Linked DNA regions of Mus musculus: all the other regions are linked to region 3. The links are chromatin loops, found by intact Hi-C in ENCODE. Cell type or tissue: heart. All regions are shown on one strand. Each heading gives the region's core, and the rest is flanking DNA. Links, peaks and the distances in the headings are about the cores only.

The links. A loop is a pair of places that touch in the nucleus more often than their neighbours do. Peaks named below come from ENCODE experiments on the same cell type or tissue, not always from the same donor. Only the 100,000 strongest peaks of a DNase experiment are listed, where the experiment ranks them.
Region 1: a loop joins it to region 3, with 6 times the contacts of the local background. A loop is called at or near these places in 3 of 42 quality-filtered maps.
Region 2: it touches region 3 in a loop (6-fold over the local background); 5 of 42 quality-filtered maps call a loop at or near these places.

Annotation. Positions count from the first base shown.
Region 1 is chr1:4,543,098-4,546,480 of GRCm38, forward strand. No RefSeq gene overlaps it. Among named protein-coding and RNA genes, the nearest start is that of Gm22307, 16 kb to the left of the region's middle. In heart, for the core only: a CTCF peak has its summit at 1,729; a DNase peak (open chromatin) is centred at 1,124; H3K27ac peaks cover 505 bases.
Region 2 is chr1:4,665,591-4,668,973 of GRCm38, forward strand. No RefSeq gene overlaps it. Among named protein-coding and RNA genes, the nearest start is that of Gm37323, 58 kb to the left of the region's middle. In heart, for the core only: no CTCF peak of the experiment used is centred there; no DNase peak of the experiment used is centred there.
Region 3 is chr1:4,490,384-4,493,766 of GRCm38, forward strand. It overlaps Sox17 (SRY (sex determining region Y)-box 17), which reads right to left. Exons shown (of 5, transcript NM_011441.5): 4 at 2,717-3,083; 5 at 545-2,285. The coding sequence starts at 3,023. The coding sequence ends at 1,333. Among named protein-coding and RNA genes, the nearest start is that of Sox17, 5.3 kb to the right of the region's middle. In heart, for the core only: a CTCF peak has its summit at 1,720; DNase peaks (open chromatin) are centred at 1,798 and 1,988; H3K4me3 peaks cover 1,766 bases; H3K27ac peaks cover 1,273 bases; H3K27me3 peaks cover 1,690 bases.

The DNA.
Region 1 (3,383 bases), core at 304-2,803, 53 kb after region 3:
TTATAAGTATACATGCTATAATATAGTAGCATATTTACATACTATATTAAATTAACAACCACAACTTCTTGTTCTGTTCAAACACTTCATTTTCTTTTATTATTATTATTTTACTGTGTGTGTGTGTGTCTGTGTGTCGTGTGTCTGTCTGTGTGTCTGTCTGTGTGTGCACACATGGGCAAGCAATAAGGGGGTTGAGCATGTGCCCTGCACAAATGTGGAGGCCATAGGACAACTTCACAGAGCTGGTTTTCTCTTTCCACCTTTTCATGTATTCCTGGGATCAAAATCAGGTTTGTAGGTGACTCTACCCACTGAGCCATCTCACTGTCTCTCAACTAGTTTAACTGATGAAGGCTACGAGATTAACTTATTGCTTGATACAGGGAAATGTTAGCTTCTCAGGGAATGGTAGTTACCATCAAAATGACATTTATGTAGGGTGAGGCTTGGTGGTAAAGCTCAGGCCTTGCATGAGATTTACACACTTAAATACAGTTTTCATTTCTTCTTTTCTGTTGCTGAGAGTGAGATTATGGGGCTCATTAGCACGAAAGGCAAAATTTATCAGAGTGAATCAAAACTGTTATGCCAGCCATAGGATCAATGTTTTTACCATAATCATTTAAAAGTATGGGAAAACATTAAAGTCCAAGAGAGAACAAAGCATTTTAACTTCCATGCCCTTAGCAAGCATTTAGCAATCTGAAAATTATGGACTGCTGAACTCCATTTAAGATGTACAGAAGCCATTTGGTTTCTTCCTGTCTTCTTTCTTCAACCCTGGGACTTGCTAGGCTATGCTACTGCTCCCCCACGGAGCTCCTAGTTGTTAACCCTCCTGCTCTGCACACTGAAGCCCAGGATCTTGGAACTATGGGAACTCCAGACATCTCTCAATTCCTCCAATTACTTCGGTCCAGGATTCAGGCGCCTAATCTGGGCCTGGCGCTCTCCAGGCCAGCTTCCCTGCCATTCTTTGCAAGAACTGTGTGTACGGCATCAGACTTACTTTCCCAGAAGTGCTTCTGGGACCAGAGTCCACACAAAGGGGCTGTTAAACGTGCTTCCCTCCCTTTTGGCTCAGCTGGCTGCTGAGCCTCAGGTCACACACAGCTCACAGTTCCTATCAACTTTTCCCAAAGGATCCCTGGGCTCCTGCAGGAGCCAGCCCGTCCCTGGGGCAGGAAGTTCTGTTTACACTGTCTTGGAGCCAGGTGCTCATCCATAAAAGGGAAAAGAGCCCTTTAGGAAAAGGGCTGGGTGCTTGGAAACTCTTTAAAAGTGAAAGCCCCAAGGCTGCTGTCTGTTGTTCTGCACTTTGGCTTGATACAGTTTTTCTGTACACAAAAGCACAGGCTGTGGGGTTGGCTGAACAGTACAATTAAAAACCAACATCCAATAAACAGAAAGTGTGAAGAGAATGCCACAGGAACCCTCAACACTGCACAACTGGGCCAAATTACTGTTTGTTTGTTTGTTTGTTTGTTTGTTTTTGTTTTTCCTTTTCCGTTGATGTAAGCGGTTACAGGTAAACATCAGGTGTCTTTCCTCAATCTCTGTCTTTTTACATTTACTTTTTCCCATTTATGTTAATAGTGCAGGGGAGGTCAGAGAACAACTTTCAGGAGTCAACTCTCTCTTTCTACCATGAGTTCAGAGATCATACACATCCAGCTTGATTAGCAAGTGCCTTTACAGCTGAGCCAGCTCTCTAGCTCCACCCTGCTATTTCATTAGCCTTCTGGAGCAGAGTTCTGAAGGATCACTGGTAAGTGAACAACTGTCTCCGTGGTGCTTTGGATAAGAAGGAATAGTCATGCAGACTTTGAAATATTATGACCTTATAGCTGCCTCCAAATTTTCACATGGTGTCTAGCAAGGAAGCTATGTTCTCTCTGTTGCAGACAAATAGATCAGTGACATATACCACAAGCATATGTGAGAGACAGGAAACGGATAGCAATGCGGTGGGAAGGAGGGCTTTGGGAATCACAACTCTCAGGGGACTCAGTCTTAACAGGTAATGCTATTAAATCAAAATGTGAGGTATTAGAATTTCTATTATTTAATAGTAATTGCACAGTTATTAGGAATTGTTACCAAGTTTTAGGTTAGGGACTTTGCAAATCCAAACTCATTTTACCTTGATGATAGCATGTTCAGTTTGGTGCTGTCAGAGTTTTCAGTACCCAGAGACACCAGGCAGTTAAATAACTCATTTAACATCAGTGACACTGGGATAGGAACCCTGGGTAGTTAGCCACCAGCGACCTGGACATTTTATTTCACTTCTGCTTGTAATGTGTGCCCTTTTACTTTCTAGACACTTGAGATATATTCATATTTTAAATATAAACAACACAAATAATGAGACAGCTTAATGAACTGAAACAACCACTCAGGAGTTGAGAAAATAGCTTAGCTGAGAGTGTGATGAGCACACAAACTTAAGGACCTCAATTCAATTCCCAGCATCCATGTGAAAAGCCAGGCATGGAGGCAAGTGCTGTAATCCCATTGGTATTGAACAGGCAGATCCCTGGGTCTTGCAAAATAGCCTAGGCTAACTGGTGAGTGCGAATCCCAGAAAGAGACCCCGTCTTCACTGGCATTTTCAGTGATACCCATGGTTTTCCTCTGGCTTCCACATGCATGTGCACATAAACACACACACACAGTAACCCCTCAGTCATTCCCTCATTTATTCAGCACTTTCTGACAATTAGGACCATACTTAGAGATTCTGATGTTGTTCTTCACTAGTGAACTCAGCCAGAGACCAGGATTCAATTATAGCAAAGTTCTCATCCAGTCTCTACCATACTGCAGAGTGGTTTTCTGTGTGCCTTATGCATGGTCTTCAATGCATAGACCTGAATCACCAACCTCTCAAACTCCAGTTTGGGCCATGTGTGTCTTGCGATCTCTGCTGAGCAGAGGAAGCCACTCTTCCTCCCTGTGTGTTCTCCAAGGGGTCTGCTAGCCCATATGTGTTCCAATGTGTACTTGCCTCATCTTACATGCCAGCATGCAGGTCCTCGAGGAGAGATGAGCTTGTACTAATATGACTTCTCATTCCTTAAATGCACTCCCTAAATATGCTACCTATCTATTGAGCTGATGTGGCAAAGCTCTTTTGAGAAGTCCCTCTCCCCAAAGTGCAGCTGCCTCAGGGAATACCCCAGGAAGCTGAGAACTGCAAGTATATACTTACCATAGTTTAGAAGTCACTGATGACATTAATTAAAAAAAAATCTTGAAATAGGACGTGAATGGTTTAGATGGTAAAAAGGTGATGAGACAACTTTGATGGTAAAAAGGTGATGAGACAACTTTGATAAGTTGTGTTTTGCGGAACAGCAATTTGACAAGCTAATAGC
Region 2 (3,383 bases), core at 304-2,803, 180 kb after region 3:
GTGGAGAACTCCATAACTTGAAATTCCATTTTGTATATAAAATTATTTAAAACATTATGTATAATACCTTAGGCTTTGTACACACAAATGATAAATGCACTTTTCTTTAGAGTTGGTATCCTTCAAGAGATATTTTATCATATATATGTAGATATTCCAAAATCTACAAAAATCTCAAAACAAGAAAAAAATCGCATTGGAACTTCTGGTTCCAAAGATCTTAGAAAAGGAATGTGTATTGTCTGTTGTGATTTTTGCAAGTCTATTTTGAAAGCCCCCTTGATCTTCCTAATCTAGATATACATTATTTTGCCTTTGATAATTAATATTCTCCTAGGAATTTACCAACCAGAAATCTACACTGAGGCTCATCAAAAAATGTGTAAAAGGCTCAATACGGAGGAATATGCCTTTAATCCCAGCATTCAATGGCAGAAGCAGGCAGATCTCTGTGAGTTGGAGATCAGTCTTGTCTACTTAGCGAGTTCCAGGTAGCCATGGCTACATAGAGAGATCCTGATTCAAAAAACAAAAACAAACAAAAATGACTAAGGGCACTGGCAATATGATTCAGTAAGTGAATGTATCTCCACACAAGACTGAGGACCTGAATTCAATCCCTGCAGCCACATAAGGATGAAAGGAGGAAACTGACTCCAGAACACTGTCATCTTTCTTCCACATGCATACCATGGCACATATGCATAGGCACACATAAACAAACAAACAAACAAACAATCAAATGAATAAATATTGTAAACAAATTAAAACACAAAAGAATGTCTACAGAAGTATCATTCATAAAAGGCCAAGTTAAAAACAACTTAAAGGCAAATAAAGTAGGCGTGAAGTGCTACAGAATACCCACACGATGGAATATTATGAGGAAACGAAAACAAATTTTAAAACATCATTAAGAGAAAACATTAGTCACAAAAAAACAAAGTAATATGTAATTCCATGTGCATATACTTTATTTAAATAGTTAAAATGAAAACAGAAGACAATTTGTGGATAGAATCAAAACTTTAACAGTATCAGTAGATGGCACTAGCAAATTCTTTTGGCTTGTGAAACTATAAGGCACAGTCAAGTTAAGTTTATGAGAAAATGGGGATTTAGCTATATTGAAACTTATAAATCAGATGGTGGTGGCTCATGCTTGTACACTGAGGAGGTCGAGAAAGATGAGACATGGGTCCCATGGGTTCCAAGCCAACCTGAGCTACAGAATGAGACCCTAAATAAATAAAAATAAATACATTAGAATAGATTAGATTAGTTCATTAGAAAATGTCTTAAAGTGCAAAGATAAATTTAGAACTCAGAAAATAGTCACTACACATGACCAGAAAAAAATAATTAGAATCCTCTACAAAGTTCCTGCCAGGGTGAGAAAAGAAGACAGAACCAAATAGATGAAGTTGATGCCCGAGAGAAGAGGTAACACTTTTGACATTGAGTATGTGAGCAGATGCCCAGGGAGATGGAAAGCAAGAAGACAACATGATGTCATTATAAATACATCTGCTTAGGCAAAAACTAGCCATCTGTGTGAATGACATGCTGGAGAGGAGGAGAGGCCACAGATGCCATGGACTTTGGAAGTCCCGTCCTCAGCCACCTGTGGCTGTGTCAGAGGAAAGCCTCACAAAGGGAGGTCAGGCAAGAATACACACTACGGCATTGCTCACAGCTGCAAATGTTTGTAAATAACCCAAATCAAAAAAGAAATGCATGAAAAATTCTGTAGTGTGCTCAAACAGAGGAATATTAGACAAGAGCCAAAACAGGCACAGGAGGAGAACCCAAGGTAGAAGAACATGGCAATAAAATAATAGAAAAGGAATGTTTCAGCAGTTGTATAAACCATGGCTTTTGAAAATCAACTAAAATTAAAGATCAGAGATCTGATTTTAGATGCATGGGTAAGTCAGGATGCACAGAAGGTCCAAGTTGCTAACTTCCTTTAATAAAAGCAGGCAGGACTCAGGAATGGGATCTTCTTGTCTGTGGTCTGCCTTTCCAAGACCCTAGCTTTTCATCTGATAATGAGACCACAGCAGGCGAGAGACCGTTTTCCACAGGTAAATTAGGCAAAGTCCATGAACAAACCCTGACCATCCACCATGAACAGGGATTGTGATTAATCCCAATCACAGCTACCAGAAGTCCTTCATTTAAAAAACATCAACTAAGAAAATATAAGAATTGTGTTTTTTAGAAGTAAAATGTTTGCTATAACAAAATGATAGAGTAGCTCAGATACATGGAAATTTATTCTCTGATGATTCAGGAGCTAGAAGCCCACAATCAAGGTGCACACAACCACGCTCCTGAGAGACCAGGGAAAGATCTACAAATCCTGATGATCGCTTAGCTTGTGACAAGCTCAGTCATTCTTCCCTGAGTCTTCTCAGTGTGTGCCTCCACAGTGGACATTGAAATTAGAGATCCACTTTCTCTGGTGCAGCATCGGCTTAACAAATTACCTCTGCTACCACGCATTTCCAAAAAGGTCATATTGTGAGGACTGAGGGTCAGGAGTTCAGCAGCCAAATTCCTTAGGTGTGGGGATAAAAGTCTACCCATAGTAAAACTCCATCACATTGTACTACACACGTTTTCCCTCTGTAATGACGGGATTAGTTCAGTCCCTCCCCATAAGGATTCACATCAATATCCTGTATGAACTGATGTAGCACTTACAGCTTATGTACACCTCCAGGCTACTCTAGATTACTTGATAGCTAATGAAATGCAAACTATTTGAATAGTTTAGCTTTCTCCTCATGTTCACTGCAGATACTCTTCCCCCAAAATTTCTGGCCAGCTGGTTGGTTAACCATCATGGGAAGAATGGAGATATTTTAAAGAGATAGTTGTATCCTTCCCTTTGGCTGTCAGACCACTGAAAAGATAAGCACCAAGAAATTACAACTTCCACGGGTCTCTCAGGTTAGGAGGCAAAAACGTTTGGAGGCCTTGGTTTCGAGAAAAAGGTCACACACGGTTATGACAACTTGTCAGATCATCTTGCTAGAGAAAATAGAGCTTAGACAATGATAATAGGCTGGACCGCACCTGAGCAGGACTGCTCAGTTATGTGTATCTCCTGTCCTCTTGTTCACACCTAAACCTTACATTCAGACCCAGACTTGGATGGTGCATGGCGGGCGGGGGGAGAATGAGACGGTCACTGTTTCCTCTTTCCAATGTGACCACATTGAATATATCTTCATTTTCTTCTTCTCGCTCATATTTGATTCTTTAATTGGCATATTGAGGACAGGTGGAAAAACCTAGCTTGTTAAGCTATCTGAAGATGTCTGAGGACACGGAGCCATGGATACAGAGCCCACTCCACCTCACATCCTCCCTGC
Region 3 (3,383 bases), core at 395-2,894:
CTTCAAATCCATCGCCTTCAAGTTTTCCATCATCTAAATACCTTACATGTTGACCAGAATGTGAATTCTAGTGCCCACCTATGCCCCCTACACAAAGAGACTCTGTAAATACATTAGGAGTTAGCATCTGGACTGGGTTTGCAGCTCAAAGGTGGTTCTCTTGTCTCCCTTGATGAAGCTGTGGCTTCAGTCCCCAGCCTGTATGGGGACTGGAAAATGAGAGAATAGCGCTCAACTGGGAGGCAGGCTTGCTCAGACCGAAGCTGTGCAGAATGACACTAAGGAAACACCTGGCACAGGAAAAGCCCACAAACCAGCAGTTCCTATGATGGCCATGTGGACCGCAGCACTCAGCACAGCATTTGCAGGGGCTAGTCTTGTACCTGTTTCTTCACAATAGGACGGATGCTGGTTTGTGTCTTCACCTGCGTAAAGCACACCACACACAAATCACTCTAGGAGAATCTTGAGCCTGAAAACTGTAAAATGAAGGGACACAATCTAGCTATAGCAAGATGCACGGTTGAAATTACATACTAAAGTTCACTAACAGTCACAACACAAACTTTATTTTGATTAGTTTCTCTGACTCTAAAATTGTAGGAATTAAAGGCAAATTTTGTGGGAAGTGGGATCAAGACTTTTGGAAGAAAAGACAAACAGGAAAGAGTTATATCTGAAAAGCTCTTTTGGCAGGTGTCGAGATGACTGAAAATCCGAAATTTTTGAACAGCCTCATTAAAGTGTACAGAATTAAAAACATTTACAGTATCATTTTTAGAAACCAATATTTGGAATGTACATAACAAGTTCATCTTTTGAGAATTTTTCTCAGAACAATTATATCACATTTGAACACCCCGCTGTTTGTGTTTAGGGTTTCTTAGATGCATTTTCTTACCATTGTAAGAAAAATGAAAATTTTACAATTAAGTATACACTTCTAATTGTATAATACTTACTGTTGATCTTTAATTTGATAAAAATCGATGCGAGAGATTTTAAAAAGATTCCAGGATTTATTTAAGATTGAGAAAACACGCATGACAAAATTTCTCTAGATCAATACACTTTCAAGAAATGGAATAAGTCAGTGAGATATTTTAAAACTGGCTAAAACTGGACAGTGATTGTGGGGAGCAAGTCCCTCAAGGCATTTAAAACAAAAATCTCGTGTAGCCCCTCAACTGTTCAAGTGGCAGACAAAATAAATTACCATAAATTATATGCCAAGGCAACTTAAAAACAAAACAGCTTGACGCTAAGGATTTCCTTAGCGCTTCCAGGAAGTGTGTAACACTGCTTCTGGCCCTCAGGTCGGGTCGGCAACCGTCAAATGTCGGGGTAGTTGCAATAGTAGACCGCTGAGCTAGCGTCGGACACCACGGAGGAAATGGCTCCGTGGCTGTCTGAGAGGTTCACTCCGCAGTCGTGTCCCTGGTAGGGAAGACCCATCTCGGGCTTATACACAAAGGGCAGATACTGTTCGAATTCCGTGCGGTCCACCTCCCCTAGGAGCTCAGTGGGCTGGTTGGATTCCGTGCCATCCCGGCAGGGCAGAGCCTCGGGAGGGGGCGAAGGTTGCCCGGGGCCGTGCGCTGGGTGCTGCTGCTGCGGTGGCGGCGGCGGTGCCTGCGGTTGCAGCGGCTGCTGGGGTTGCGCGTGGAAACCGCGCCCCGCACTTGCGGCGGGCGAGCCCATCGCGCCGTAGTACAGGTGCAGAGCGCTGGGGGGCGCCAGGATCCCCGGCATCGCAGGGCCCGAGGGGTCCGGCCCCACTCGCATGGGGCCAGCGGGCGGCTCTACGGACACTGCATAGTCCGAGACTGGAGCGTAAGTGTAGGTGCCGGCCGCCGGGCAGTCCCCTGGCAGCGGGGCTGCAAAGAAAGCCGGGTCCTGCTCCACGCCATCCAGCGGGGATGTGTCCGGAGTGGGCAGAGGGTAGCCGTCGAGCGCGGGAGCGCCCAGTCCCTGGCAGTCCCGATAGTGGGGGCCCATGTGCGGAGACATCAGCGGAGGACCGGCCGGATAGCCCGGCTCCGGGAAAGGCAGACCCAGGCCATCCATGGCCACGCGGCCGCCCTCGGGACCAAGCGCGCCGGCCTGGGGCTCGACGAGAGCGTGCAGGAAGCCTCCCTCCACCCGCTTCATGCGCTTCACCTGCTTGCGCCGCCGCGGCCGGTACTTGTAGTTGGGGTGGTCCTGCATATGCTGCACGCGCAGCCGCTCGGCCTCTTCCACGAAGGGCCGCTTCTCTGCCAAGGTCAACGCCTTCCAAGACTTGCCTGCAGGGAAAGGTGGAGAGGCGCGCAGGGTTACCCGAGTGAGCTCCGGCACCCTGACCCCTCTCTGGTGCAACCTCTCACTGAGCGAGCAGGTGAGAAGCCCGGTCCTATTCGGATGAAAGTGTTAGATCGCGTCCTTACAGGACGCCTAGAAGGGGCTTCCTCCCTTACCTTTCTCCCCTTAACTCGAAAAACTGCCAAAGTCCCCTGATCTGGGAAGGGGTCGAGCCAGGGCTGTGCGGGTTACCTCTCTGAAATACTGAGAAACCCTTACATTCGCTCCTATGGCCCAAAGACCAAAGTGTTACTTTGGCGAGAGAGGGAGCTGGAAGAAGGGATTGAGTCTACAGCACACCTCTTGGCTCAAGGAAGTGGCTCAAGGAGATTCTCTGGAGTGCGCCGGTGCCCTGTATCCCCCTGGTCCGACTCACCTAGCATCTTGCTTAGCTCTGCGTTGTGCAGATCTGGGTTCTGCTGTGCCAACCGCTTGCGTTCGTCTTTGGCCCACACCATAAAGGCGTTCATCGGCCGCCGGATGCGAGACTCCGCTTTGGCTCGGCCCGACGTCCCGGCTGGCGCCCCGCTACTCGCCACCACCTCGCCTTTCACCTTTACATCCCCGAGGGGGCTCAGGGACTCGGCCCAGGGACAGGGGCCCAACCCTGCCATCACCGCGGGCTGCGCGCTCCGGGGCTGGCTCTGGTCGTCACTGGCGTATCCCGCATCCGGGCTGCTCATGGCTCTCCAGACCGACCCCGAGCTCTGCTATGGCCACGGGACACGCCGCTTCCCCCGACCCTGAGGCAGGGATCGGAAGCTAGCCTGGAGATGCCCAGAGGAACTCGTAAAGCTGAGCGGGTGCTACCCTCCCGCTGCTCTCCTGGTAGACCTAACCCTTCGCCTAATCCGCGCTGGAGATCTACCCAGTGACACTGCGGGTGTCCCCCCGGGCCGCGGGGCCCTTTTCTTTATGGACGCGGCCAATGGCGAGGCGGGGGCGGACCGGACCCTAGTCCTTAGGCCCCCGCCCAGCCAGTGGTCCGAGTCCCAAGTCCCACACCCGCCCCTTTCCCCTCCCCCGGCAGTGTTCTGGCTACA